Regions from separate parts of the Mus musculus genome. Here region 1 is linked to region 2. The links are chromatin loops, found by intact Hi-C in ENCODE. Cell type or tissue: left cerebral cortex. All regions are shown on one strand. Each heading gives the region's core, and the rest is flanking DNA. Links, peaks and the distances in the headings are about the cores only. Region 1 overlaps Aff3 (AF4/FMR2 family, member 3). Region 2 has its middle 68 kb from the start of Lonrf2.

What was found. Peaks named below come from ENCODE experiments on the same cell type or tissue, not always from the same donor. Only the 100,000 strongest peaks of a DNase experiment are listed, where the experiment ranks them.
Region 1: a loop joins it to region 2, with 4 times the contacts of the local background. A loop is called at or near these places in 8 of 42 quality-filtered maps.

The regions. Positions count from the first base shown.
Region 1 is chr1:38,320,969-38,328,968 of GRCm38, reverse strand. The region is part of intron 7 of Aff3 (AF4/FMR2 family, member 3); the gene reads left to right. Among named protein-coding and RNA genes, the nearest start is that of Gm16150, 110 kb to the right of the region's middle. In left cerebral cortex, for the core only: no CTCF peak of the experiment used is centred there; a DNase peak (open chromatin) is centred at 4,543.
Region 2 is chr1:38,760,200-38,777,710 of GRCm38, reverse strand. No RefSeq gene overlaps it. Among named protein-coding and RNA genes, the nearest start is that of Lonrf2, 68 kb to the left of the region's middle. In left cerebral cortex, for the core only: CTCF peaks have their summits at 7,646 (motif pointing right) and 9,645 (motif pointing right); DNase peaks (open chromatin) are centred at 7,645 and 9,681.

The sequences.
Region 1 (8,000 bases), core at 1-8,000, 440 kb after region 2:
ACCTGTGGGGACTAGTAAGTCTGCTCCCGTGACAAGTTACTCAATGTTTAATAAGCTTCTGTGTTATAATACTAAGATGTTAAAGGTGCCACTGTATACTCACATTTGAAAGCACATGGTGTAGGTCCCTGTTTTATAAGTTGGGAGCATGCCTGTTCAGATGGCAGCGAATTGATCTTAAGTGCTTCCTCCCCTCCCCTTTGGAATCCTTACTCAATGACCATGACACTACAGAAACGAGACTAAGTCAGCAGCCACCCCGAGTACAGAAAAGAGTGATACCTTGTGAACAGAAAGATGGGCCCCTTCTGACACACAGCCTTAGCAGCCAAATTACAGTTCACACAGAAGAATCAACAGAGAGTACGTGTTGGAATGGGAAAAGAGCCCTTGGGAGCCCCTGGGTGGGCTCTAGGTCTCCATGGAAACACAGTGAAACAGGCATGGGTGGTCATGATGGATACCTGGCCTATTCCACACGTGTCATCCTATATTCCCCAACCGAGCTAGTCACACATAAACTTCCCATTTCATTTTCCTTTCAAAATGCTCAGAAAACCCAAACTACAGTAATATTTGCTTTAAAGATGAACAGTTGGCTAGCTCTCCTAGAAAGAAACAGAGTAGACTCTAAGATGACGCTAGATCCAAGAAGTGGGATTAATCCCGTGATGGGAAAGGGGAGCAACTTTTCTCAGCAAGGTGATTAACCAAAAATTCTGCTCACCCAAAGTAAATTACTCCTACTTTTCTTAGGGAACAAGAAGGGAGGGTATTGGGCTCTCGGCTCATCTACAGGTCTGTCTTCTCTTGTGAAGTTCTTGGCAACATCCCTGTCTTGTACATCAACCCTTCTTTCCCAAGGCACGGGTGTTCTAGAAAGCTCCATCAGTGTTCTGATGCAGAAATGGACACCTCCCTAGAGTTGATCACTGTGTTGCTCAAAAGAGTGAACAGCAGTGAGCCCTGAGAGGAGGCAAGGCCTCAGAGAGCTGTGTCATCCAAGGCAAGGAAATCAGAGGCACAAGTGCAGGAGTCTGCAGGAAGACCTGTGAGCGACGTGGTCATAGAAAAGAGCAAGAGATCACTGTAAAAAACAAGTGGGTGCTGCATAAATGACGGCGAGAGTTAAAAATAGGATCAATAAAAACCAATAAGCAGTGGTTGCAGCCCCAAATCTGGCATATACAATCGAACCCCTCATTGTTTTTTCTGATGCACAGATGGGAAAGATCAAAGAAGGCTAAGAAAACCAAAAATTAAAAAATTCAGCACCAAGGTCCAGTTCATTGGGAACACCAGGAAAAAAGGGTCAAAAAATAAACCTCGACTAAATAGCATCCCCCTCCCCCCTGCAAAAAAATATTTAGTGGTACACAATTTGTGTAAAAAACACTTTGTGTAAAAAACACTTTGTGTAAAAGGGAAATAAACACTGTACACATATTCAGTAAAAACAGAATTCTGACATTAGAATTGTAAAGGCCATAATGTGAGCTATCTTACAGATATAGAAGAAAAGATGGAAGGTAGGGTAAAGAGCAAAAGAAGAAATGTTAAGACACATTTCTATAAATTAAAAAAAAAAATAAATTAAATTTTCCTTGGGGAGGTTTAATATCAGACTGAAAATTGTTGAGAAAAAAAAAATACTAATGAATCAAAACTCTGAACTTGGGGCTAGAGAGATGGTTTAGTGGTTAAGAGCACTGGTTACTCTTCCAGAGGTCCTGAGTGAGTTCAATTCCCAGCAACCACATGGTGGCTCACAACCATCTGTAGTGGGATCTGAGGCCCTCTTCTGTCATGCAGGCATATATGCAAATAGAGCTCTCCTATACATAAATAAATCAATCTTGAGAAAAGAGGAAACTGAACGTAAGAAATTATGAAGAATGCAGCTTAGGGCGGCCAAAAGCAGACCGTGGAATTTAAAAGATGAGGCAGGGAAGATTACCACACACCTGACTGGAATTCCCAAATAGGGAGGGGCACATGGCAGCTGAGAATTATCCACATGGACCTCTAACCCAAAGGTCCATGACGAGGTAAATGGAAAGAAGCCCGCATGTGCACTTCACTGCCAGACACAAAAGAGGGAAAGGTTTGCGTACCCTTTAATACATTTTGTTTATAAGAAAGAAACGCCCAAGCTGATCTCACAAGCGTAGCCATGGAAATCAGCAAACCGTGGACATATAGCTGCAGTTAGCTGAAGGAACTTATTAAATCAACTGAAAACTCTAGGTGGGTAGAGAGAGGGCCTCACAGTTAAGGCTGGGTACCACTCTTGCAGAAGACCAGAGAGCCATTCCAGCTCACAACCCCATGGAATCCCAGGAGATGCAGCACCCTCCTGGCTCCCTGGTGCGGCTGTCCACAGATAGTTAAGTGAAATATTTTATTTCAAAATCCCATGTAACCAAAGGCAAAACTACATGAAATTAATGTTATCATAGTATATGTTTATAATTATCTAATTTTAGAAATTATGTATTTTATATAAAAATTTTACACACCTAGCCTGAGCAGTCCTACCTACAACCATTTATTTAAAAAATTATTTAAAAATTTTATTTAAAAAATGGCTCAGTCATTTTTAAATGTAAAATCATTTTGCACATGCTAAAGCTGGTTGCTTTCTACCAAGGATTCCACCAAACACAGGAATGAGCTGGCACCCACTTTTGGAGATCCTCGTAGGAAGGGCAGCCATTCCCCGTTCGCTAGGGCCAGCATAACCGTGGTATCAAAACTTTACAAGATCCATACAAGAAAGAAAACGTGTAAACCAATTTCTTAATGATCCTAGTACACAAGCATCCTAAGACTATGTTTGCTAATTAAATCTAGCAAAGTATAAAATACATTTCAAAGTGTAATAATTAAGAAGTCCTACTTGTCCTAGTAATTCAAAATCAGATTCTGTTCAAATACTTATGTAATTCTCTGTGGTAATTATGAAAAGAAAATATGTTTAATCTAAGACACTGAGAAAATACTTGATAAAATTCAATATATGTAATTCAAGGAAAAATGTCAATTAAGTTGGGAATGGAAGACCAAGTGTTTCCCAGGAACGGTTACCCAAGGTTGGAAGGAAGAATCTTTATCCGATTCTTTTCAGGTATTTCTCTCACCCTCTAAAGCTTCAGCAAAAGCGCCAGTTCAAATGGGCCCGGTGGGGTAGAATCCTTGATCGCAGCCGTAAACTAAGAAAAGGGAAAAGTGTTCATTAGGGTGCAAATCCCCGAACTTATTTCCCGGAGCGGTGCGATCATCAATATATTGATAGAACACTGAAAACCCCACAGATGGATGATTAGAATTAATTAAGAAGTTTTAACAAACTATTGAGAAACATTACAGGTGACCTAGCATCAGGGATGGGCATTTGAAGGTACAGGTTAGCATTCTTTACACATTGAACTGTAGATTCGGTACAGTGCCCATCAAGTTTCAAACTTCCGCATATATGGAAGTCTGCAAGCTGGGCCTCGAATTTATAGAGCAAAAGATGAGTGTGGTAAGACTTTACAGGCAGAACGAAGTTTGAACCTTGTTGTATCAGTATTGAAAGCAAAGCTTCATAATGAAAGTAGCCAGGGAAGGTGGGTGACGGACCATGAGTCCATGGGAACTGGAGTCCCACTGAGGCTAATACTGTAGGTCAGAAGCTCACAGAACACCTCTGTAGCAAGAGGCTATGCACATCCTGGTGGCCGATTATAAGAAGCCTGCTCTTGAGCGTCAACAGCAAGACTCAGAGGACCATGGAACTGCAGTACAGTTCCATTCGTATAAAGTGAGAAACCGCAATGACCAGGGAATGTGTCCCTGGTGGTCTATCTATCCAGAAAGGAGCAGGAAGGTTGAACTAGAATCTTCTTTCTAGCTACTTGACAGCAGGTCAGGAAAGAGGATTGAACCCACTGGAGGCCCTCTGGAGGATCTAGACCATTCGTTACTGTTTGTTTCCCACCTGGAAGGTGTTTCCATAGTTCATTTTAATTTTTAAAAACTTTTTACTGTTCCCAAATCATTTACCTATGCATTTTATGTGCATTAATTCACATAAATTAAATAAAGTAAATTCACATACTGTTTAGCAATCTTTTAGGAAGATTGGCCTGGCCTTTACTTGAGCATAACTGACCCATGGAGCAGTGGAATGAAAGAGTGACAAGCATTTGGCACAAATTCGCAAGCGTTGACCTCCTTCTGCATGGGTCAGCCCTCACTGCCCTGTTCGTTATTATCTAATACTCATATTAGACTCTAAGTGCTCATGATTGCTTTGTAATTTCTCTAATTGACCTATAAGCAAATCCAATAATTCCTTAATTTGTATTAACAACGGTGGTTTGTTAATGATTATGATTGAACAGAATATGACTATTTTAAATTTTAACAGCGTAAAAGGAGAGATCTAGCTGCTTAGAGCTGAGAAAGAAAGGGAGGGAGGAAAGGAGCCGTGAGTGAGCCTCCTCAATGTGCTTTGTATAAAAACAGAAGCTGAGGAGCTGCGGAGGGGGCTCAGCCGTAAGAACACTTGCTTGTTCCCAGCACCCACGCAGCAGCTAACAACTGTCCTTATCCACTTCCAAGAGAGCTGATGCACTTTTCCCTAGAGCCACCTCACTCCTTTGATGCACAGATGTGCAAGCAGGCAAAACATTCACACACATGAAATAAAAACACAGAATTATTCTTAAAAGAAGCAGATTAGTCAAGAAGTAGAAGATTATGTTCTGTCTTTTCTTTGGAGGAGATAAATCTTTGACTTTGTTTTTAATGTGAGAAATTAAAGATTAAATATACTTACAGTCATGAATACATACACGAAATGCTAAAAGTAAAGACTGAATTAGGGAAAATTACGGAGGGAGAGTTTATTACATGAATGGGAGTAGATGTTATCTAAGGCAGATACATTGTTTAGAGTAGTAATTGCAGGGTAACAAGTAACAGAAGCGGGTGAAGTCACTGCTGCTTGCCCAAATGCACTTGAACTACACGTGACTACAATTGTGGGAAGTGTCACAGGATGGCTGAGTCTTCTTTTGAGAGAAATCTCAGCATACTGCGTGTCTATTGGGGTGGGGGTGCGAACCTTTTCCAGTATTTTAGTAATTTTGGTAACATTTCAGTTAAAAAATTCAAAACCAAGGCACAGTTTATCACAGTCTTGCTAGATGCCGCTCACCCGCTGGCATTTGCTGTATATTGTGCTTTTTCATTATTTTTAAACTTTTCATACAGTGTGTTTTGAGCGTTTTCATCCTGCCCCACCCCCAGTCCTCTCAGACCTTCCCTTCCTCCCTCTCCAGCCGACTACATGTCCAAAATAAAAAGCTAAGACATCAAACCAGAACAACAACAGGGCATAGAAAGCCATGGACTCCACGGGTCGATTTGGTTCCCTTTCCAAACTCTTCTTTGTCAGGAAGGTTGTTCCCATGAAACCCAGCAGGGCACTCGCTATCTCGAAAGGAATGGGAATCAGATTATTTTTTATCTTTACCTCTACCAGGCAGAATACCAGGCACACAGGAGCCCTCAGTGTGTGTAATCACTTATAAAGGAAGCTTTATCATGTTTTAAATGACCCGCTGGGTGATCGATCTGTTTCATGCCTCAACTCTACCCATCTCTATAGTGACTGTACCTTAAAAGTTCTAAGCTGCACTCGGCCCATTTACTTCCATTTTAGTGACTGCATCAGAAGGCATTTGTGACACTGAAAACGTGTATCATACATACATAATATATGATAGGTGGGTGGATCAGTGGAGAAGGAAGGAAGATATATAGAAATGATAGAGAAATAATCTATAGATAACAGATTATAGATAGTAGATTCATAGATAATATCTATAAGTAATAGATACATAGAGATTATCTATAGACATAGATAATCTGTAGATAATAGACTATCTATGTGTATAGATAATCTAGATAATAGAGAGATTATAGTTAATAGATGCATAGATTATAGATAATAGGTAGGTAGATAGATGATAGATGGATGGATGGATAGATAGATAGATAGATAGATAGATAGATAGATGACTCAGTGAATAAAAGTGTTTCTTACCAAGCCTGGTGACCTGTATTCAGTGCCTGAGATCTACCATACAACCGAGATGATAGGAGAGAACCAACTCCCAGAGATTGTCCTCAGACATACTTGCTATGGTATGCATGCCTCACCCTCATGGGGCACACACACACACACACACACACACACACACACACGTGATAGATAGATTAATATCTTTATATACATTTGCATATATCCGGATGCATTTTCACAGATATCTGCACGATGCTTTCTGTGACTCATTTCCCTCTTTCCTCTCTGAAATTCTATTCCCCTGTGCAAAATGACCGACCTGTACATCTTCTGCCTTACTTTTTAATGAGCAATGCAGATTCCCCCCCAAAGAGAGTGGTGGCATCCAAGAGCTAATGTAAGGTGACTCCCATGAGTCCTTTCTGTGGGGCACAAGCAGCCACCTGCAAACTCCTGATCCTGAGGCTTTCTGACTGCCCTTTGTCGCTTTCCCTGGAGGCCTGGTTGAAGCGGTGATGATTCTCAGTAGCTCGTGCCCTGAACATTTCAAATTGACTTCAGAAATTGCATCACCTAAATTCTCAAAGACGTTGGGGGTTTAATTTGCTTGATGCTCCCTCTCCCCCCCCCCCCCAAAAAAAAAAGACAAGAAAAAGAAAAATGAAAAGAAACTGCAATTCCTGTCTCAATCTGGGCCTTGCTTCTCCCCAGAAAGTGCCAGTCCCTTTGGCACCGAGGTTGCCGAGAACACCCACTATCGGACTTCTCCTGTGCATGTCCCATTTGGCCCCATGTTATCTCTCCTATTCGTCCAAACCTCTTCTGTTTGCCCTGTTGCCACAACATAAATGCTGCTAAGAGCAGAGATAATGAGCTGCGGCTTTGTGCCCATGCTGAAGCCAGTCCACAACACCTCCAGTCCCTGGACCCCATGTGCAATCCAACCTGGATCCTCTCAGCCTGGCTCCTTGGCAGGATTATTGGTCAAGGTAAAACATTCACGGAGATGCCCGATCGAGGTCTTTCTTTATCTTCTAATGATTCCCTGTTTTCTGACTGGAACAGTTGGGAATGTTTACTGTCTAGTACTGCTGATCCTGTCTGATATCCTCCACTGTGATGGTGCCTCAGTGTTACTGTTGGCAGCTGTTCCCTGGGAACAGTAACCCATTTCTCTAAACTTGGGGGAGGGAGGAGAGTCCATGTATATAAGCATTAAACCTTTAATTCTATCTTACATAACACAGGTGCCACGGTTGTATTTTGGGATTTTGGCAGGAATGGTGGTGGTTCTGGGAATAGGAATCTGGAAAGGGCTAAATTAGGTTGTTTTCCAGCATACAGGCCCCTTGACCAGTCCTTACATGTCTCCTAAATGAGCATACCACAGTTCCGCCCAGAAGATGCAATGTAATGTAAAACTCGGTGTGTTAGAGCAAGCCAGTCTGTCGTGTTTGCTTTTATCTGAACATGTTTCACCTGGGTTGGGCACCAACTAGTCACGTAGGTATTGTGGCTTTTTTTTTCCTTCTTAATGAATGGGATTTGGACTGAGTGGCTGGCTGCCTCTTCTGAGTGTTCTAGCACAATATAGACACCACAGTTAAATCTGAGCTTTGTGTATATAACTTGTCTTTTCTTCCTCAAAATTGTTTAATCTCCTTCAAGCAGCTACAGAGTAGGCTTTTGAGCTCAGTTTGGACAGATAAGTTCATTGTGTATTCCAGAAGGTTGTTCCCAAAGCGATATGACCACAAGCCAGGGTGGATAGAAGACAAGTGATATCACCGTCCAGTGTTTGGGTAGAAGGGGCTAAGCAGAAGCAAAGGATGCTGGGAGGTGTTAGGCCTACCATGAATGTAAGGAAGCTTAGCTGCTGCCACTGGCTTATCTCCTGCACCTCAACCCTTCCTGTTGGGTTGGC
Region 2 (17,511 bases), core at 4,050-12,049:
ACTCAGCAAAAATAGCCTCGGGACCAGTTTCTTTCCTCTCGTCAAATGAGTCTTTGTGGGTTTGTGGCTTTTCCCACGTCAGAGTGTGAGCAGAGCTCTCACTTCTGGCTTCTTGTTTTCACTAGATAGCTGAGGTGCCCCAAGAAAGAGGGGTGGCTGTCTGTCCCAGGTGCTTGAGAGCCACATCTGGGCCTAGGCCCTTCTCTTATGGCTACTGTATTAAGGCCTCCCGTGTGAAGTCCTGCCTGCGTGGGTGGGATAGTGACCATGTGTCTGTGACCCTGAGCTGCTCAGTGTGCCACTCAAAGAGTGTGCAAGTAGAGCTAGTGGGTGCTGCTACAGTGTCTGGGCAGCTGGAAGACCTGGAGATAAGGACTTTGTTTCTTCCCCCTGGGACCCCAAACCAGGCTGGAACTGCTTTGGGCTTGTCATGGTGTCGGCAAAAGGCTAGCAGGATGGTTAGCATGTCCTCAAAGCTCTGCTGTTTTTCAGCTAGAGGAGAAGCAAGCCCAACAGAGAGCAGTTGGAGCTACCACAGTGGTAACTGACACTCACCTCTGTCTCCCAGCCACATCCCAGGTCACCATGCCCGTCTGGAACCCATGGCAATGTGACTGTCACACAGTGTGTGTCTGAGCTTCTGAGCAGGGAGAAGCCTGTTGACAGTGACACTCTGTGAATCTGCTTTGTCTCCAAGGGATAATTAGCCGGGGTTGGTATGATATCAGGAAAATTTTAATTATTGTGATGAGGTAACCGCAGTCTGGGAATTTGTGGGGCCATCATTGATGGTGACAGGAAAAATATTTGCTGCTTTGTGCTACACCCAGGGTTTCAGGAAATGGGGGAAAATGGGACTTGACAATGCGTGACAGCAGGAGCCCCTTTTCAGGAGATGGCAATCTCATTTTGGGGGTACAGTGGCTGTTGAGGTACTTGCCAAGGTTCTGTGTGGAATGGGGAAGGAAGTGTGTGTTTAAGTGGTTGTCGGTTCCATTCTAAACTCACTCTCCCTCACACTCATCCACCCACTCACACATCCTATCCACACACACAACTCCCACATCTTATCCACACACACGAAATCAAATCCACACACTCACACATCCTATCCACACACAGTAACTCACAACCACACACTCACACATCCTATCCACACACACTCATACCCCCACACACTAACTCACACATCTAAACATAGTAACTCACACACACACACTTATACATCTTATCCACACACACTAACTCACATCCAGATGTTCATATGCTGATTTTCATACACATACGTACTACCAACATCCTCATGAACAGTTGTTCATACCTCAGAACTGAGGTGCACACTCATGTGTGTATGCACATGCACACACAGTCACATTTATTCACCCACCCTACTTCTCACATATATGCACAAACACATACACGGTTCAAAACAAGTAAGGCCTCTCACATTGGTCCCAGAATGAAGTGGTCACTTCAGTGCTTTGATGTATGTATTGGGTTAGATCCTCAGCTGGTCTTGGTACTTTGAGAGAGTGAACTCTCTACTTTCTATGTTCTCTGGGTGCTAAGAGGACTGAGCTCTGGGAGAAGTTGGCATTACGGCATCCTTTCTGCCAATATTTAAACTACACTAAGCATTGTAAGGAACAATAAATAGATATTCCTTCATAAAAGTCAATTTTTATTGAATGTGTGTGAAAATGTACGTGTGTGTCCTATCTGTAAGTAGTTCATGGCAGCTGCAGCTGGTGGAGTCCTGTGCTGTGCTGAGCATGGCAAACCACAAAAAGCTAGCTGTCAATCAAGTTAGCTCTCATGGGCACCAAGGCCAAGGAAGACTGTGACTTAACTCACTGGTTCCTAATCTTTGTCGTGTATTAGAATGCGATGTCATGGTGTCTAACTAAGCACCAAAATCTGAGTTCTAATCCCTTGTGTCTTTTAAAAAGAGGAATCCAGGACTGGAGAGATGGCTTAGAGGTTAAGAGCACCGACTGCTCTTCCGAAGGTCCTGAGTTCAAATCCCAGCAACCACATGGTAGCTCACAACCATCTGTAATGGGATCTTACACCCTCTTCTGGTGCTTCTGAAGACAGCTACAGTGTACTAGATATAATAATAAATAAATTAAAAAAAGGGAATCCAGGGCTTCTTATAGCAATGGTTGAGTCTAGAGTTGGGACAAGGGGTAAGCAAGATGAACTTGGAGTGTTGTGTGGTGAAGAAGAAGGATGCATCCAAAGAACATAAAGACAAGGATGTACCAAAGCAACAAAGTTGACAACTGCATGAGTTCCCAGTGGTGAGAGCTAGGATACGTTGAACATTGTAGCAACCTACTATAGGGTTTATACACTTTATAACCCAGTGTATAAATATCCATGAGTCCATGCTGATACAACCAAATGGTTGAATAGAATAAACGGGTAAGAAGAGGAAAAAATCCTAGATAATGAATTCTAGATAATGCATGTAGCTGTTCCTGCTTCACTATGTGTGGGCTGTGGTTAGCAAATTCCTGTGGTTCTTTGGATAAAGATGACTCCCATAGACTGAGATGTTTGAGGGCTTAGTCCCCAGCTGGTGGCACTGTTTGGGAAGATTTAAGAGGCGGGGCCTTGCTGGAAGAAGCATGTCATTTGAGGTGGGCCCTGAGGTTTCAAACTCACTTTCCACTCCTAGTTTGCTCCTTCTGCTTCCTGCTTTAGTTTAAGATGTGAGGGTCTCTGCTTCTACACTTGCCATCATGTCTGCTACTTGCTGCTGTGCTGTAGCTCCTGACCATGATGGAGCCGTATCCCTCTGGAAACTTAAGCTAAATAAGTGCTTTCTTATCACAGCGACAGAAAAGTAGCTAGTGTTCTTTCAAAGACTAAGTAAGAGAGAGGAAGACGTAACAACTCTCCAATGTGGAAATTTGGGGAAGCTAACCTCAAGGAATTGGACAAGGCCAAATTATAGACAGTGATGCCATCTGGGTAGTCTGACTCCGTCATTGGTAGTCCTCTCTGCGTCTCCCTTTCACCAGTTCATAACCCCAGTGTAACCATGAGGGAAACACCCAGTAAATCCCAGTTTTGGAGAACAGTCTACAAAACTCCTGACCAGTATCTCTCAAAACTGTCAAGGACAAAAGAAAAAAAAATTACAAAGACCATCAAACCCCTGAAAAGTCTGAGAGTTGTCCCAGTTTGAGAGAGAAATGATTTGCTAGGAATGAAGGAAATGAGAGAAAAGAATGAGCCTTCGTTCATAATAACACATTAGTGCTGGCTCATCAGTTATGACAAAGCAGCTGCGGTCTGTGATGTATTAGTGATAGAGAGAGTAGGGAGGGTGTGGGGACTCATCACTACCTTCTCAGCCTCCCCAGGAGTCTATGGGTATTCTAAAACAAATGACCACCTTTTAAAGACTCAGAATGGGGGACAGAATTGGATCCAGATATTTCTGAGAAGGGTAAATTAGAGAGCCCATAAACCATCTTATACAATCGTGGCTGAGGCAGCACAGATTCTTGGGCCTCTCCAGCTACTTGGCTGTTCCAGACAAGAGGATCCTTTCTCATTACCACGAAAGGACTCTGAGGCCCAGGCTAGGAGGCAGCTGCTGTGTTCCACGTGGTCACATTAGACATAGGATGAATAGCAAGGAGATCTTGGAGGGCTCTGATGACAGGCTCTGACAGAGAGAGAACTCTTTCTGTTCTCATACCTCATTGGCCAGATTTAATCCCGCCTGCAGGAAGTGTGAAGGACAAAGTCTCCTCCAATAGCTCTAACAGCTCCCAGAAGTCAGTGGCCAGGAATCAGCAGCAAGGATAGAAACAAAGACGAGTGGTGCCAGCTGAGCTCCAGCCCTGTCCCCACAGCTTCATGATGGAAAACGGCCGTCCCAGTGGCCAGATCAGAACTCCATTCTCAGAATCCCTCCCATGTAGCTGCTCTTTTGCTACTTTGTAGGGTCTTCTTTCTCCCACTGTTCCCTCTCCCATTTTCTTCCACCCTTTCAAACCTGTAACACTAGACAGGAGAGTAAAAAAGAATAGAGGGGGAAGGGGTAACGTTATAGTTAGACTACTTCCTGCTGATTAGGGTCACCAGGTTCCTCAGGGCAAGTTTGATGTTTGCTGTCAGAATATCTAATTTCTTCTTATCGTTGTTTCTTTTTTTGGATCATAACTACTTAACAAACCATAACCAACAACAACCAACAACAAACCACAAATAGCCTACCATGCCTCTCAGGTATGCCTCTATTTATGCTCTGAACATTCTCCAGAATTCCAAATGTCACACAATCACTATCTGCAGCTGGCAAAGTCATGCCCCTGCTAGAGCATGAGGCAAATCATAGTCAGCTGCTGCAGACAGACAGAAGCAGCCTCACATCCTCACACCTGGGACTAAAATGAAAGCCCATTCCTATTTTTGTGTTTTTAACAAATTCTTACTACACTCCCATGCCCCTTTCCCAGTAGCAGATTCTGACCACATTCCCCGGGATGCATTTTCTTGAAGGTCTGCTCTGTATTCCCTGTGCCTGGGCTCCACGTCCAACCTCCAGGCTGTCAGTGACTACTGAGGAGTCTCCTGACCTTACAGGTGAGTTGAATCTATCACAGCAACTGCTGTCTTATACCTGGGAGACAGGAGTTCCTTCTAGCCACTGCAGAGCGGCCTTGGACAGGATCTGTCCCATCACTAAACACCAAGTCCTCCAAGATGCCCCAGTTTACCCACATGGCTATCAGGCTCCTAAAATGTTAAAGCTTTTCTCTTAAGGATCTGTGTTTTAAAGTGCAGTGTTATCGTCAAGAGGAAGACAAGTAACAAGGCCGAGAGAGATCCGAGGAAGACACAACTTAAATTAGTTCTGATCCTCCTTTCCCCAGGAACTGAACCCCAATATTGACTCAGCTCAATGCAGAAGTTGAACGAAGACCAGACGCTGGATAAATGTCTGGGAAGTGTTGTTGAGTCAAACACCATGGCCTGGGTCTGGAGAAGCTCAGAACATTGCTTGCTGTTCTTTTAGAGGATCTGAGTTCAAGTCTAAGCATCCTGATTGCCCAGCTCATGACCACCCGTGACTCCAGCTCCTGGGATCTGATGTCCTCTTCTAGACTTCATGGGCACCTGCACACACACACACACACAGAGAGAGAGAGAGACAGAGACAGAGACAGAGACAGAGAGACAGAGAGAGACAGAGACAGAGAGAGGCGGGGCTCTAAACACTCACTGGGATTTTCAGAACTCTTACACACCGTGAAGCAGATGCCCTGTGAGAAGTCTCACTGCTCCTTAGGAGGCCAAGGCAGCTGGCAGAAAACAGCATAGCAGGGACATACCATCCATTTTCTGCTAATCCTCCTCGCAAGGGAGTGAAGAAGGCTTTAGAATGCTCCAGCCCCACCACCGTCTACTGTAACTGCAGAGGAGGAGCTGCCCATGGGAGGCTGGCCGACCCATGGGATTATGAAAGGATAACCACTGGCTACTGCTCCAAACCAGAGTAGGAAGGTTGTTTGTATAGCCAGAGGACACTGAAGAAGGAGGTGCACATGTGATGGCTTTTAAAGCAGTCTTAGACTCAGCTTGGCTCAGGCATGGACAGAGGTGAGATTCTTTTTTTCATTATTCCTAACATTTTTTTATTAAAATATAACTTCATTTTTCCTTCTCCCTTCTTCCTCCAGTTTCTGTCCCATGTGCTACCTCTGACCTTCTTGTTCCCTCTCAAAATCTTTTTAAATGTTGTTATTGTGATGTGTGAGTATACACACATATGTATACATACATGTGTGTACATGTACATAAGTATGTTTATGTATGTATGTGTACATACACACATGTATGTGTACATACATGTGTGTATACACACATATGTGTATGTCTTATGTATCTGTGTGTATACATACATATGTGTGTGTCTGTGTGTCTGTTTAAATATATAAATATATCCTTCTGAGTCCATTCAGGCTTGTTTGCATGGACATGGTTTCAGAGCTGATCACATGGTATTGGATAATCAATTGGAAGTCGTCTCCCCCCCCCCCCCCCCCCCCGTTATTCCTTGCTTCTCTTTAGGGTTTTTGTTTGTTTGCTTTGTTTTGTTTTGTTTTTGTCCAGGGGTGGGTGGGCTCCCATGAAGTTTCTATTGGTCTCATTGCTTGTTCGGGTCTTAATTAAGCCGTGGTACTGTTGACATATTTTGGGTGATCAGCTTCCCTGATGTTTTTAGGAGACAAAAACCTCACAGCCATCTTCTGGTCCCCTGGCTCTTACAAACTTTCTTCTCCCTTCCCTCTTCCTCAACAGTCTCTGAGCCTCCGATGCATGCATTTGTACATGTATCCATCGTGGGGGACATAGAGATTTTTTTAATGCACCCACAAATATTACCTGGGGGCAGGGTGGTTGACACACTGTTTGGGATCAGATTCATCACCTCATGCGTGGGCTCCTTGTATTACTTCTGAGAAGAGGCCCCCAGTGTTAGGAGTCTTTAAGAACCTGTGGTTTCAAAGAATGTTTGCAAAGCCACTCATAATTACACTAGGCGGTTGTAAGACACACTCCTGGCTTAGGGCAGAGTTGATTCTTCCAAAGAATCAGGGGAAGTGATAGAATTTAAGAAAAGAAGTGTAGATTTTTCTACTTATCCTATGTTGGCTCATAAAGGTAGCATTTCCCTCTTCAGTGCTCAGGGTAGGATTGACAAACCTCTGGTAAGATTAAATGGGAAGAAAATAAAACCTACATTCCAGAGGGAGCTGCCAGAACACTCATTCACCAGTCTCTTCTGCCCAGATGGCTTTGCCAGATGTGAGGTCGGGCCTTCCCTGGCCTACTTATAGCAAGTAGACCGAGCCTTGCTAAAAGGCACGCTTTGTCTCCAAAGCATAAAGGCCTGCTTGCCTCTCCACACCTAAGCTACCTCTGTCTCCAGAAAGCCAATCATCTTTTTTTCATGCTCTCTATGGTCATGGTCTCCTACATCTCTGGGCTAATTGTGCCCTGTGATGATGAAGGATGTCAATATGGACTTTTCCAGAAGGGAGAGAGGAAGCAGGGAGGTCCCCAGCTTCCCTCAGGTGAACCTGGATGGAGCCTGGAAAGTGAGTTTTCTGCTTAAGGTGAAGTAACTCATGCCTTATACTATCCCAAGCCTAAAGAACCGGGACACATTTGTAAAAAGACTCAGGCTTGCAAGGCATTTGCTTACTTGTGTGCCCCACACCCCAAAAAGCTCTCTGCAGAATAGAGGACACAAGAGTGGATGCCCAAAGGACTCCCCTTCCTTTCTCTTGCCACCTTGTTCTTTACAAAGGGTCACCGTGCTCTGGTTCCTGGGGAGCTGAGCGCATAACCACGCCATCCAAAAGGCTGCGTGGTTCCTTTGTGGCTCATCATTTGAAACAGGAAATAGCTAGGCAGTGAATTTCCCGCAGGGCACTGCCTGGAGAGAGCCAAGCAGCCTGTTCGGCCCTGTGGGGGTCTCCTTTTCAGCTCTGACCTCTTCAGAATACTTTTCTCTACAAAAGGCTGGAACTGAACCTCCTAGCTAGTTTCCATAGCAGGTCAGCCCCAAGCTCAGAATCAGAGCCAGGTCTCAGGGATGATCAGAGCTGGGCAGCCTGTAGGGGGCGCCACATTCCAAACAGAGAAAGGTAGTTTCCAGAGCTTTGAAAGGAGCTAAGCTTTCTCCATCGTCGGGTCAACAAATTTCTGAAGCTCAACTTTGATTCTAGAAATGATTTCTCTATGCAAAATTTTAGGATAGGAAAATCTAGAGAGAAAAAAATGGTCTAGGGGATGGTGGGTTTTCTTCTCCCCATGCAGTTAAAGATGATCCCGTGCTTGATAATGTGAGTAATTAAACATTACTGTTAGAATGTCTCTGTATTGCCTACCAAGTGGGCCCAACTTTCTGACATGATGACAGGATGTTATCTATGTAATATCATGTAATACAGTTGCCAAAAAAATCACATCACAGATACACACACACATCATATATATAAGATGCCATACACACACACACACACACACACACACACACACATACACACACACACACACATATATATCTTACTGGCCATATAGATGGTATACATATCTTATTGGTTTTATATATATATATATATATACACATATATATATATATGTATATATATATATATATATATATATACATACCCTTACATATAACCATATATATAGTATATATACGCATTTCTGTATAGTTGCATTTAAGTTACCCAGATGATAAACTACTCTCATTCTTGAATAGCCATCAAGATTCATCCACTGTTTTCATGGAAATATGTATGAATGGAAGACCTAGAGGCTTGCCCCCCCCACAAATGTCTAGTTTGGGTGCCCATCAAAGCAGAATGAACCCACACCACAGTCATGCTGGCAGGTTCTGCTCTGAGGAGACACCCTCCTAGTTTAGCAGCATTCCGCGTCCATTGCAGGGCAAAGGCTGAGGAGGGTGTAACTTCCTCAGCGATTCGGTGTCCTGTAGAACTGGGGGAGGGACGAAGAACAGGACAGGGATAGTGGCTTCATCACCAGGTAATCTGAAGTACTCCTTGGATTCTAGTAGAATTGTCTGGAATGGAACTTTGGAACCCTTCACCTGAGAATGGGAGACGGCTCACTGAGTCCCCTGCTAGTCTCAGGGTGTGATTGTCATGCACATGAAGATGAAAATCTGTGAGACAGCTCTCATGGACTATCCATACTCAACATCCAGACAGAAAGGTTTGAGGGAGCCGTGATGTGGGCAACACAGTTGGTTCACACTCAACACAATGCTGGTTTCACCGAGCAAAGACCAGGCTTCTGTGTCAGGTCCTGGCTTAGGAGTAAAGCCAGGAAGAACTCAGGGGGTTCACAGAGAGGCCCTAAACCTGTGGGCCTCAGCAGAGAACTGGGTAGTACTCAGATCACAATTTGCCACATGTGGACAGAACACCAGGAATACATTGTAACTTGCAACATTTTAGAACAGTTAGCAAACAGCTGGATGCCCTGTTCTCAGTGAGTTAGGCCAGAGCGTCAGCAAAGCAGGTTTTGTTATGGAGGTCAGCAGAAAAATAATCGGGTTGAGTACAGCAGTATATTCAAAAGTGCATCTCCATCCAATGCTGTGGGTTGGTTTCACTTCAGAAGCAGAATGAGGAGGAAAAAAAACCTTCTTTAGGAACTTTCCAGAGCTTCAGATATGGAGGGCACCGAAGCAATGCTGCTTTTCCCTCCGCGGCAAAAGACAGGCACATGCTCTGCGCACTCTCACATCACCAACACAAAATTTGCATTAAAAAAAAAATCCTGGGGTTTGTTGTTGGTATTTGGCTTCTAAATGGAAGGGAAAAGGCTGGAAAATGGGTAAGAGTTTTCCCAGAAAAACTCAAGCGAGTCACAAGAAAGCAAAAAGGGGGCATGTAGAGGGGATGCATACGGGCGTGTGTGAGGAGGAGGGTCCGTGACACCCTTAACTAGGTCTAAAGAACAAGTTCTTTCACTTGAAGACAAGGCGAGGTAAGGAGAGAGAAGATGCAGAGAAAGTGATCCTGACCCTTTTAAAAAAGAGGAGCCTCGCAGCGGAGGAAGCAAGTTCTTATTCCCCGCCAGTAGAGGGCACTGTCGAGCAGATTTTGGCTGCTGCTTGGCAAGGGGTCTTGCAGGGAGCGGGGCTGGGGCCAGGAGCGGTGATTGCTCAAGTGGATGGAAGGCGTGTTTCTTAGGGTGCCACTCAGAGTGTATGAATACCAGGGGCGGATTTGCATTTTTAAAAACGTTATGCTAATATATTAATATCTCATAGCAACAGAGAAAAGCTGTGGGCCTTCCATGGAGTCCCCGATTCTCTCCACAAACCCTTCTGACAGGTAGCGATTTATATAAAATGCTCGGAGGAGGCTGTAAGAGATTGTGATACATATTTCATAATATTTTCTAGCACAGCACTTGATCTCACGGGCAGATTCATGAAAATGCAGTATTTATTATACAATATCCATGTTTTATTAAACCTGGTTACATAGCAAGGGAGACATTTGTGGCAGAAGCCTCAAGGCTAAGCTGGGGCTTGGAGGGGGGGGGGCACAAACTCCCAAGAGCCCAAGAAAGAAGCCAGATGTTGAATGGTATCGTGGGCCCAGGGCTCTGTCTATAACCTCCCTCCCATAGCCCTGGGGAGGCCCTAGCTACCCTGATGAAAGGAACGGGCTCACCGCTCTCCCACTGGCCACAGAACTGAGCAGAGTATTAATAACACGTTCAAAGACAGAGGCCCTCTATCTTATCAGAAGTAGAAGGGAGTCTAGCTTGTTATCCAGTCTGCCGCCCCCAACTTATCTTTGGAGCCACATGGTAGAATGCATCCTTCAGTCTCCTCAGCACTGCAAGGCTCCCATCCAACCTGCCCTCCTGGAAACCTTAGAAATCTGAGGAGGGTTTGCTTCACACAGGGCGCTGTGGGCCAGGAATCAATCGGTCTGGCTCCCCTCTGATCTCCCAGGGCTGTGCGCATGCGCATGGGGCCCCAGCAGCTGGGGTAACTCTACTCCCACAACCGTTCCTTTCTTTTCCTGGACAAGATTTATACAGCACGGTTTAGTCTTACACAGACCGACATTCCCGAGGGGAGGGGGGCTGAACTCCCATGGACCACGGCCCTTCTGCTCCCTACAAGCCAGCTTGAAGATGGAGGTTTAGATAAAGCTGGGTTGATACTCAAGGAAATGGGATTTTGTATGAGACAAGGACTCACTTTAAATGACTTGATGGATTGTGTTGACCCTTGAGAGCCAGCGACCTTGCTGCCGCTGTCCATTCTTTCCTGATGAGTTGGGTGGACAGTGTCACAGTGTAAGAGGCCCTCTCCCAGAAGACAAGCGAAAGGTCTTGAAGACCTCTTGATAGAGGTGGGGTCATGAATGGTAGCTGTGGAAAGGATGCTGAGAGAGCAAAACAGCAAATATGCATCCTTCGGGGCTTTGTTTGTTTGTTTGTTTGTTGTTTTTATTTTGTTGGTGAGGGGATTGGCCAGAGGCGTTTCCCAGAAATCAGCCACACACACTGGAGAAGCAGCTGTGCCTTTTCAACTCCGGAGTGTGTGTGTGTGTGTGTGTGTGTGTGTGTGTGTGTGTGTGTGTATGTGTAGGGTGTGCTGAGCCCACAGTGTCTGCCTTTTACTTACCTGAGATGCCAGCTCCAGACAGTCTTGGCCTGGAGGCTGATCTGAATAGTAATCAGTCTCTCCTGTCTCCCTCGCTGTACAAGAACCCAGGACACTAATAGCATCCCCAGGGAGTGCTGCTACTGGGAAGTGTCTGCTGGGTCTGTGGTGTCTGCGGCTGGGGCTCTCAGCTCACCTCATTCATCCTCCTGTGCAGCAGCTAGGATGAAAAGGATTTTCAACTTAGTTGGCAGCTTCATTAAAAGAAAAAAGGAAAGGAAGGAAGGAAGAGAAAAAGGAAGGAAGGAAGGAAGGAAGGAAGGAAGGAAGGAAGGAAGGAAGAAAGAAAGAAAGAAAGAAAGAAAGAAAGAAAGAAAGAAAGAAAGAAAGGAAGAAAGAAAGGAAGGAAGGAAGAAAGAAAAAAGAAGCGCTTGATTCTGTTGGTGCTAGTGGTATAACATTTATGTCTTATACAATTACTCAAAATCACTTTTGATAGACTCTCCATTTTATTTTGTTTGCTTTCAAACTCATTCTAGAAAAATGACTGAAGTCTACTGACATGTAACTCAGCACCTCAAGAAACTGTAACAATAGCCCAGTAGCCACTCCAAGTCTGTGTGTGACGGCCTTGCTTGCGTTGAGAGAAGCCATTTCCCACACAGATATCCCAAGTCTTGGGATATTCAAAAGGAGGTTTGGATACTCATAAAATGGGACGGAACATCCTTTCGCTGACTGGGCATTTGTACAGCTAGATATAACAGTCCCTATCCTGCTGCTGTGGCGTCACACACATTTAATCCCAGCACTTGGGAGGCAGAGTCGGGCTGATTTTTGTGAGTACCAGGCCAACCTGATCTATGAAATAAGATCCAGGACAGCCAGGGCTAAACAGAAAAATCCTGTCTCCTGTCTCCTGTCTCCTGTCTCCTGTCTCCTGTCTCCTGTCTCCTGTCTCCTGTCTCCTGTCTCCTGTCTCCTGTCTCCTGTCTCCTGTCTCCTGTCTCCTGTCTCCAAAACCAAACCACCAACACCACCACCACCACCACCAACAACAACAAAGAAACCCCAAAAGCCAAGGCTGCGCCCCCAGGGGTATTTTCTCAGGTTAAGATTCTCAATGGCTTCAGCCTAGGGTTTCTTTGGGCCCTGCAGGCTGGGACACAGCATAGGAAGACTGTGGCAAGAGAAGCGGGCTTTGGCTTGCTGGAGCTCAGGAATCCCTGTGGACTTCCTGTCTGCCCCACATCTGTCCCCTGACCTTCTGAGAGGCCACAGATCATTGCTTCAGGGTCTCCTGGAGAGGTTTCCATTCCCACAACTAAATCTATTCTATCAGAGTGTTTCCTTTGCCAAAGTCTAATTGATGTCCATTACGTCAGAGGGAATGCTATGACTTTAGTCAAAAGCAGTAAACTAGAAAAGACGGGCTGCATTACAGCCTTTCACTGTGTCCCGGGGCATAGACCCACAGGAAAGGCCCACCAAAACCAGATTGGGAAGATAGCTTTGTGCTATTTTACCACAAGGAGACATTCGCACACAAGGGCAAAGGCCCTACAAGCCGCACCAAATGGAGTCCACGGCCGCTCTTTTCTTCAGGAGCTTTGTCCTCACGGGCCTTAGGCTATTGGGGTGACGCGAGAGAAAAACTTCAGATATGGAATTCATGTTTCTGCTTCCACCCAGCACAGTACATATCAAATTACAGAGAAATCAGAATGTCTGCAGATAAAATTAGAGTGCAGAGTTTAATCAAGTCATCAGAGTAAATTGCCACGAAATGGGGAATGTTCTCATGGCCCTAATTCTGAACGCGTTCCTTAAACAAAGGACATCATGCTTTGATTCTATTTGTTCAGAGGCCTGTATTCTACTAATGCATGTTTTTCCAATATGATTTAGAACACAGGAGTGGTAAGTGAAAGTTAGGTCATTTTGTCAGATACGTTGATTTTCCAGCTGGCAATTACAGAGCTGAATAAGGCACGGCTCAATGTAACCGATACGCATTTAATCTGGTTACGATCTAGTATTTGGGATTTTGTGCTTAGAGTATCAGATCCCTGGGGCTTTGTGCTTATTTAGAGCCTGTCAATTAAGACACAAGTATCTTCCAGGAAGCCTGGAACTGCCTGATTCTCGAAAAGGAGGATAAATGCACAAAGACCCAGGGCTGTTTCAGGCTGGAAGCACGTAAGTCACCTCTTGGTCTATTCATGTAGCTTTACCCCTGAGATCAGAGGCAAACCGTCCAGGACTCCCCAGGCAGAACTTGAAAATGGGCAGTTACATTGGTTTCTGAGGATGGCCATGTTGAATTATCACAGACTGTCTCAGCAATGGGGGTTCATTCCCTCACACTCGGCTGAACATCAAGGCTCTGTTCCATGCTGTTCTCTGTGCCTTGAAGACTGGTGTCTTTATGATCACATGGTGTTAACCTCTGTGAGCGTTCAGATGCCCCCCTTGTATGTATGTATGTATGTATGTATGTATGTATGTATGTATGCATGCATGCATGCATGTAGGTGTATGTGTGTGTGAATGTGCAGGTATGGATGTACATGGATGTACTTGCATGTGGGAGGCAGGGATAACCTAGGCTATGCCACTGTCCTTCGGAATACAGTCTAGCTCGTCTGAGATAGGCTCTCTCATTGGCCCAGAGCTTATCAATAAGCTATGCCAGCTGGCTATCGAGCCATGGGGAGGCTCCTGTCTCTACCTCATCAGCACTGGGATAATAACTGTATGCCACCACACCTGGCTTTTTAAAATCTGGTTTCTGAATCAAATTCATGTGGATGTGCTTGTAACATGCGAGCTGCCCTCCAAGTCCCGAGTGCCCCCTATTTCATGGACAGAGCTCAGCATTGCTGACTGTACCTACACTCAGCCTATTCTAAATGTGCTCACATTATAATGTTATATGGAAAGTTGGTTGGCTTTTTCCTATTGCTACTGTTACTGTAGCCAAATTCTCCAGCCAATCAACCTAGAAAAAAAGAAAAGGGCATTAGTTTCACAGTTTTGAAGTGTTTCAACTCCTGCTAAGTTGATCTAATTGTTTTGGACTGTGGTGGAGAGTGCATGGTGGAGCAGAGATGCTCGCCTCAGGCAAGGAGAGCAAGAAGGCTACTGAAGTCCCACAGTCTGCTCAAAGGAAACTTCCTCCTGCACTTAAAACTTGCCACCAGGCCCCATTCTGTAAAGATTTTCATTGCCTTCTGTCTTAGCTAGGGCTTCTATTGCTGTGATAAAACAGGATGACCAAAAGCACCTTGGGAAGGAGACAGTTTATTTCAGCTTGTTGCACTCAGGTTTCAATCCATCACTGAAGGAAGGCAGGGAAGGAACTTAGGGCAGGAGCCTGAAGGTTAGAGCTGATGCAGAGGCCACTTTGAAACTGGCTTCGCTGGCTTGTGCCTGTGGAGTATGCAGCCCAGGACCACCTGCCCAGCAGTGGTACTACCTATACTGGGCCCTCAAACATCAATAATTAAGAAATTCCTAGGCAAATGGATGGACCTGGAGGGCATCATCCTGAGCGAGGTAACCCAATCACAAAGGAACTCACACAATATGTACTCACTGATAAGTGGATATTAGCCCAAAACTTAGGATACCCAAGTTATAAGATACAATTTGCCAAATGCATGAAACTCTAGAAGAATGAAGACCAAATTGTGGACACTGTGCCCCTTCTTAGAATTGGGAACAAAACACCCATGGAAGGAGTTACAGAGATAAAGTTTGGAGCTGAGAAGAAAGGATGGATCATCTAGAGACTGCCTTATCTAGGGATCCACTCCATAATTAGCTTCCAAACGCTGACACCATTGCATACACTAGCAAGATTTTGCTGAAAGGACCCAGATATAGCTGTCTCTTGTGAGACTAGGCAGGGGCCTAGCAAACACATAAGTGGATGCTCACAGTCAGCTATTGGATGGATCACAGGGCCCCCAACGGAGGAGCTAGAGAAAGTATCCAAGGAGCGAAAGCGATCTGCAACCCTGTAGGTGCAACAACATTATGAACTAACCAGTACCCCGGAACTCTTGACTCTAGCTACATATGTATCAAAAGATGGCCTAGTCGGCCATCACTGGAAAGAGAGGCCCATTGGACACACAAACTTTATATGCCCCAGTACAGGGGAACGCCAGGGCCAAAAAAATGGGAATGAGTGGGTAGGGAAGTGGGGGGGAGGGTATGGGGGACTTTTGGGATAGCATTGGAAATGTAATTGAGGAAAATACATAATAAAAAAAATGGTTACAAAAAAAAAAATAAAAAAAAAAAGAAGAAGATGCCCCCACAGACTTGCCTCCAAAAACCCTATGGAGTCATTTCCTTGCTTGAGGGTCTCTCTTCCCAAATGACTCTAGCTTGTGCCAAGTTGACATAAAACTAGCCAACACACCTTGCAATAATGCCACTGGCCAGGGATCAGGCCTTAAACTACATGAGAATCCCGGGGATATTCCAGATGCAAAGGATTCTGGGTGCAGGGATCGAGTAGACCAGCATACAGCATGGGGCTGAGGGGCTGACCTTCAAGCCATAACACAGTGACGCTTGGACTGCATGGCCTTAGCGAAGGAGGAAGCACCTGAACCCAGCTCCTGCCCTCTGTCTCCTCTCAAGACACCACCTTCCTCCACAGGTTCCTGACACCTTAGAGATGTAACCTTTTTCATCTTTTTTTAAAATTTATTATATGTAAGTACACTGGTGCTATCTTCAGACACCCCAGAAGAAGCATCAGATCTCATTACGGATGGTTGTGAGCCACCATGTGGTTGCTGGGATTTGAACTCAGGACCTTCAGAAGAGCAGTCGGCACTCTTAACCCCTGAGCCATCTCTCCAGCCCCACCTTTTTCATCTTAAAGTAGTTTCACTTTCCAGGCTAGGCAGACATTAACTCCCTCACAGGCGTCAGACTTCCCACCCATCTGTGATGCTCTTGTATCCATAGTTGCAGTTGCGTATAGATCCTGTTACTTTACCAACTATCAGAAGGGAGGTGGGGCTCCTCAACACCCTGCCCCCACACCAACCCTGCAAAAGGACTGAGCAGACCACAAGGAGCAAGAAGGGAGAGGCAGGAAGATGAGGCCAGATTGGCAGGCTGAGCCCTCTGAGTGATGGTCCCACTCACACTCAGTGACTCCTAGCTGAGGGTCTAGCAACCACAGCTGCTCCCTCAGGCACTGAGAGGTGATGGGACATTGTAGTCCTGATGGCTCCCCCATTACCACTAAGGTTTCACATTGACTTTTGAATATCTATTAAGATTAACCTCTTAATGTATTCCAAGGAGCATGGCAGAGAGAGAGAGATGTAGAAATCCTGCTTTGGGCATATCTAACTTTCCGGCCTGATGTGTCATAGGCTCGGCCAGGGGCAGGTGAATGGAGGTGGATTTATGTCTGGTGAGAGCCAAAGGCAAACCTCAAAGGCGGCAATAGTGTAGCAGACAGCTTGGGTTTTAATCCAGACTCCGGTTCTCTCTGGATGGGTGGCATTAGACAAGTTACCTGACCTTCCCACACGAGCAGTGTGCTCACTCTGAGTCCTGTCTATGGATTATTAGGTAGAGAGGTTGTCACAGAGTGTCCAGCAAGCATACAGCCCTGGCTCTAGCAGCACAGGCGACTTCATCTTCCCTCACAGGCTCCAGCAGTCAGGAAAGCCATGAGCTCTGCAAACCCTGTCCCCAAAGCACTCTGAGGCCGTGAACTTGCCTTGGCTACAGTCACTGCATTTACAGTGTGACCCAGTCCAGCCCCCCCACCCCCACCCAGCTCCCCCTGCTTCTGACCTGCGGTGGAGTTCTGCAGGCACCGCCAGGCCTGACTGCACAGCTTCCTGAGCAGCAGGGAGGCCCAGCAGGCGGGAAAATGAGAGGAGTGGAGAGTGAGCACACCTGGCCTGCATCAATGGCCACCTTGTCGAGTGGAGCGGCCCTCTGGGGCGGCTGGCTTGTAGCTGTTTTTCAGTCATCACGTCATTGGGCCAGGGTCTGTTTTTCATACTTTCTGTTAGCACAACTCGCATCCAAAAGAACCCATCTCTGACTGCCCTCCTTTCTAACTGACCAAGCTCCTTCACTACACATCTTTTCTTCCCAGCAACATGTCTGTCTGTCTGTCTGTCTGTCTGTCTGTCTGTCTGTCTGCTTGTCTGTTTGCCTGCCTGTGTGTCTCTTTACCTTTCCCCTGAAATTTGTTTAAATCAAGTAGCAATGGAGAAGCAGAAGGCTGGGATGAGGGAGAGGAAGTCCTAGAGTTGGGGGATGGG